Linked DNA regions of Homo sapiens: region 1 is linked to region 2. A link is an interaction called in ENCODE POLR2A ChIA-PET data of the cell type or tissue named here. Cell type or tissue: A673. All regions are shown on one strand. Links, peaks and the distances in the headings refer to the core of each region. The heading gives the core; the rest is flanking DNA.

Region 1 (2,802 bases), core at 176-2,675, 90 kb before region 2:
CAGTAGCTTGTTTCCCCGTTTATCTGGTCAAGTACTCGTAGGAAGGAGTGCAACCCCCACTAATCCAGTTGGAGGGCCCATCCCTCATCTCAGGCCCTTTCTGGAGGGTAAGGAGGTAGAGGCTGTCCGACCCAACTGTTTGTTCTGCCTCTCTTTTCAGGGGGACCCGCAGCCCTGACACACCATGGGAAAGATGAGAGTGGTGGCCCCTAACCAGCTCCCAGGGTTTCTCTAGGCTTTTCTAAGCCCCAGGCCTGCCTGATCTCCCAGTTTCCAGCAACCCCTCCAGCTGTGTTTTTCTCCTCCCTCCCTTATTAGCATATCTTCCATTGTATCTTTCTTTCCTTTCTTTTTTTTTTTTTTCCTTTGGAGAGGAGGTCTCACTCTGTCACTGCAGCCTCGACCTTCCAGGCTCAAGCTATCCTCCACCTCAGCCTCCCAAGTAGCAGGGACCACAGGCGACGCCACCATGCCCGGCTAATTTTTGTATTTTTGAGATTTCACCATGTCGCTCACGCTGGTCGTGAACTCCTGAGCTCAAACCATCCACCCGCCTTGGCCTTTCAAAGTGCTGGGATTACAAGCATGAGCCACCTTGCATCCCAATTGTCTCTTTCTACCCCCTTGGAACTCTCCTCCTTCAGCCTTCTAATTCCAAAGTTCCCTCTTCCTTTCTTCAGTGCTCTCCCCAGAGTCCTTATCTGCTACACACCTACACACCTTTTTTCCAGCATAGTTCCAGGGCTCTTTGGGCCGCAGCTCACCTTCGGGTCTCTAACACTCTCCACACCTCCGTCCTATTCATCTTCCTTCTTTTAGTTCTGAATCCCTTTCTTGTGGTTTTCCTAAGTGCCAGGCTTTCCTGTAGTCCCTACCAGACTTTTCAAATGCTTCCTCAGGAGAACTGAAGACTGGTTAACTTTTTTTTCTTTTTTTTAAGATAGCAGTGGGGAGGGGAAGTTCTGGGGCAGAAGTTGGATAACCAGGGCCTGAGAAATAAAGATAAGAGGGTATATTCCTCCCCCAGGAGACAAAAGAGAAGGTGGATGGAGAAGGGGAAACTGGGCCTCAGCCAGCACCGGGATGATGCGACCAGCTTTGTCAGCACGCTTGGGGAGCATACACACCGCTTGCCTTGGCTGGACCGGAGACTGTGATCACCACCCTTCCAACCCATCCCCCAACACGCAGGCTGGCATGGCCACGCCCACAGTGCCCCAAGTGCTGCCTGCCTTGCAGTGACTCACTTCCTCTGTATGGGCTGCTGAACTGTCCCAAGGAGAGGACAGGCCATCTCCAGGCCTTCAGCCCCGAGTTTAGATATCTGGGCAGGCTTTGTGGATGGGCAAGCATACAGGGAGCCCAAATGTGGAAGGTAGGTTTTTTCAGGTCAGGTGGAACTGTTAACACTGAAGCCTATTTGGGTAAGAAGCAGAGCCTAGCTAGTACCTAATGGAGATTCAGGGGCCAGGAGTATCGGGGAGGAAACATTTCCTAACAGAGAGGTAAAATAGCCAAGAGGAGTTTCTATGTATTCTGAAATCAGGCAATGGAAAGTATTTGCAGAAAAGCAATGTAGGGACCAGGCGTGGTGGCTTATGCCTGTAATCCCAACACTTTGGGAGGCCGAGGTGGGTGGATCACCTGCGGTCAGGAGTTCAAGACCAGCCTGCCCAACATGGTGAAACCTCATCTCTACTAAAAATACAAAAGTTAGCTAGGCATGGTGGCACATGCCTGTAGTTCCAGCTACTTTGGAGGCTGAGGCAGGAGAATTGCTTGAACCTAGGAGGGTGAGGTTGCAGTGAGCCGAGATCATGCCACTGCCCTCCAGCCTGGCAACAGAGTGAGACTCCATCTCAAAAATAAATAAAAGGCTGGGTGCAGTGATTCATGCCTATAATTCCAGCACTTTGGGAGGCCGAGGTGGGCGGATAACCTGAGGTCAAGAGTTTGGGACCAGCCTGGCCAACATGGTGAAACCCTGTCTCTACTAAAAATACAAAAATTAGCTGGGTGTGGTGGTGGGCCCTGTAATCCCAGCTACTCGGGAGGCTGAGGAAGGAGAATCACTTGAACCTGGGAGGCAGAGGTTACAGTGAGCTGAGATCACACCACTGCACTCCAGCCTGGGTGACAGAGTAAGACTCGGTCTCAATAAATAAATAAATAAAAGCAATGTGGGACTTGGAGGCTGAAGAGGTGGACATGCATGAACAGTGGAGGCGGTGTATGTGGCTGCCTTTCCCCTGTATTCCACTGAGAGGGAGCCCAAATCTGCCTCGCCTGCATTGAGGGATGAAGAAAACACTGAGAGGCAGCTGAGAAACATGGATGCTAGTTCCAACTCCATGGCCTCGGGAAGTCACTCAGACTCCTTGAGTCAGTAATGAAAAGGTAGTAGATTAGAGGCTGGGCGCAGTGGCTCATGCCTGTAATCCCAACACTTTGGGAGGCCGAGGTGGGCGGATCACAAGGTCAGGAGTTCAAGACCAGCCTGGCCAACATGGTGAAACACTGTCTCTACTAAAAATACAAAAATTAGCTGGGCATGGTGGTGCATGCCTGTAATCCCAGCTACTCAGGAGGTTGAGGCAGGAGAATTGCTTGAACCAGGGAGTCGGAGGTTGCAATGAGCCGAGATCGCGCCATTGCACTCTAACCTGGGCAACAGAGTGAGACTCTGTCTCAAAAAAAAGAAAAGAAAAGGTGGTAGATTAGATCCTCTCTAAGATTTCCTCCAACTCTGCAATTCTAAAATGTACAACATGGGGAAGGAAGGTGATCAGTACAACTGTAAAC
Region 2 (2,802 bases), core at 20-2,519:
TCTCCCACTCAGCCTCCCAAGTAGCTGGGACTACAGGCGTGCACCACCAGGCCCAGCTAATTTTTTGTATTTTTTGTAGACGGAGTTTTGCCATGTTGCCCAGGCAGGTCTGGAACTCCTAGTCTCAAGTCATCCGCCTGCCTTAGCCTCCCAAAGTGCTGGGAATACAGGTGTGAGCCACTGAGCTCTTGAATGGAGTCCTGAAATGTGGAAAGTCTTTTTTTTAAGACAGAATCTTGCTCTGTTGCCCAGGTTGGAAGGCTCACTGCAACCTCACCCTGCTGGATTCCAGCAATTCTCGTGCCTCAGCCTCCCTAGTAGCTGGGACCACAGGCACAAACCACCATGCCTGGCTAACATTTTGTATTTTTAGTAGAGGCAGGGTTTCCCCATGTTGGACAGGCTGGTCTCAAACTCCTGGCCTCAAGTGATCCACCCACTCTGCCTCCCAAACTTCTGAGATCACAGGCATGAGCCACCACACCTGGCTGAAATGCGGAAAGTATTTTAAGGTGGAGAATGGAGAGAGTTAAGCAAGACAGGAATGAGCATAACTGTAACAGAGGATATACCACTGCTGGGAAGAATGGGCTAGATTTTGGAAGGCCTTGAAAATCAGACCCAAGATCAATTTGATGCAATAGATGGTAAATAAGTCATTCCAAGATGGGAAGTTTAGAAAATAGTAGAAATTCGGCCGGGCGCGGTGGCTCACACCTGTAATCCCAGCACTTTGGGAGGCCGAAGCAGGCAGATCACGAGGTCAGGAGATCGAGACCATCCTGGCTAACATGGTGAAACCCCGTCTCTACTAAAAAATACAAAACATTGGCCGGGCGTGGTGGTGGGCACCTGTAGTCCCAGATACTCGGGAGGCTGAGGCAGGAGAATGGTGTGAGCCCAGGAGGTGGAGCTTGCAGTGAGCCAAGATCGTGCCACTGCACTCCAGCCTGGGCGACAGAGCAAGACTCCGTCTCATTGAGAGAAAAAAAAAAAAAAAGTAGAAATTCATAATAAAGGGTTTCTGAAGCTTGTCCAAGGGAACTTGGATTCTCTCCAGAGGCAATTGGGGATGGTGAGTTTCTTTTTTTTCCTCCCCAAATTCCTTTTTACTGGTGGGATTGGAGGATATACAATTTTCTTTCTTTAATAGAAAAAAAAAAAAAAAAGAAATTCCTTTTTACCAGTATGTGGAGTATCTAAGCAAGGAAAGGCCATGGGCCACAAAGAAGTTGCTGTAGCATGAAGACTGACAAGTGGTTTCTTTCTAGGAAGCTATGAGGGACCCTGTGAGTAGCCAGTACAGTTCCTTTCTTTTCTGGAGGATGCCCATCCCAGAACTGGATCTGTCGGAGCTGGAAGGCCTGGGTCTGTCAGATACAGCCACCTACAAGGTCAAAGACAGCAGCGTTGGCAAAATGATCGGGCAAGCAACTGCAGCAGACCAGGAGAAAAACCCTGAAGGTGATGGCCTCCTTGAGTACAGCACCTTCAACTTCTGGAGAGCTCCCATTGCCAGCATCCACTCCTTCGAACTGGACTTGCTCTAAGGCCAAGACTTCTCTCTCCCATCACCTTGCCCTCATTGTCTTCCCTCTCAAGCCCCTTCCTTTCCACTCCTTTCCCATTTTAATCTTGTTCTCTCCCTACTGTGTTGGTGGTGCTGATGAATCTGCCAGAGTTGAGTTCTATGTATTTATTTATCTATCTGTCTACTCCATTTCTCTCAAAAGCCCTCAAGTCACAAAGTAAATGGTTCAAGCAATGGAGTACTGGGTCACAGGGATTCCTCCTTTCCCCCCCAAATATTAACTCCAGAAACTAGGCCTGACTGGGGACACCTGAGAGTAGTATAGTAGTGCAAAATGGAAGACTGATTTTTGACTCTATTATAATCAGCTTCAGAGATTCCTTAAACCTTCCTAATTTCCTGCTCCAGGGCAGTAAACACAAATATTTCTTCAAGGGGTGATGAAAACCTCGGAAGTTTTAATTTGAGGTTATCTGCTACGAAACAGTATTTCTAAAAGGCTAAAGTGATAAGTCTCTTGCTTTTTTTTGATCCTGCTCTTATATTCTTTTTTTTCCTCAGAGAAATCAGGAGGGTAGTTAGAGGTATAAAACAGGAGGAAATATTATGGAAAATGAAAATAGGGAAAATAATTGAATCATTTTAGAAGTAGCTAATTTCTTTTCTCAAAAGAGTGTCCCTTCTTCACACCTACTCACTTTACAACTTTGCTCCTAACTGTGGGTTGAAAACTCTAGCTAAAGAAAGTTATCAAATCTTAACATGCATTCCTACTATTATGATAGTTTTTAAGGTTTCAATTCAATCTTCTGAACGGCATAAGTCCTATTTTAGCCTTACCTCCTGCATTTGCAATACGTAATACTGATCAGTGGGCACAGTTCTTCAGCTACATTGAGACCCTGAAATGAACAATTATATTCTGACTCGACATCTTGTCCCCAATCCTTCCAAAAATATTGATGGTGATTTGTGCTACCATTTACTCGTTTATTTAATAAAGACATTCAATCCCAGGACTGGAGTCTAATTTTCTCTCTTCACAAGAAAAGCCACAGAAATCTGAGAAATTAGCCTTGCTTTCACACTTAGCTTATACATCTTTTTTTTCTTTTTTATTTTTGAGACAGGGTCCCACTCTGTCACCCAGGCTGGAGTGCAGTGGCGGGGATCACCGCTCACTGCAACCTCCACCCACCAGGGTCAAGGGATCCTCCCACCTCAGGCTCCCAGGTAGCTGGGATTACAGGCGCCTGCCACCAGGCCTGGTT

What was found. Peaks named below come from ENCODE experiments on the same cell type or tissue, not always from the same donor. Only the 100,000 strongest peaks of a DNase experiment are listed, where the experiment ranks them.
Region 1: POLR2A ChIA-PET joins it to region 2 with 5 read pairs; 13 of 35 experiments call an interaction of 5 or more read pairs at or near these places.

What each region holds. Positions count from the first base shown.
Region 1 is chr1:150,976,274-150,979,075 of GRCh38, forward strand. It overlaps a transcript of ANXA9 not described here. Among named protein-coding and RNA genes, the nearest start is that of CERS2, 2.8 kb to the left of the region's middle. RefSeq lists a cis regulatory region at 572-1,485 and enhancers at 712-1,215, 1,216-1,717. In A673, for the core only: no CTCF peak of the experiment used is centred there; a DNase peak (open chromatin) is centred at 1,218; H3K27ac peaks cover 1,160 bases.
Region 2 is chr1:151,065,948-151,068,749 of GRCh38, forward strand. It overlaps MLLT11 (MLLT11 transcription factor 7 cofactor), which reads left to right. Exons shown (of 2, transcript NM_006818.4): 2 at 1,272-2,802. The coding sequence starts at 1,278. The coding sequence ends at 1,550. Among named protein-coding and RNA genes, the nearest start is that of GABPB2, 3.4 kb to the right of the region's middle. In A673, for the core only: no CTCF peak of the experiment used is centred there; no DNase peak of the experiment used is centred there; H3K27ac peaks cover 1,309 bases.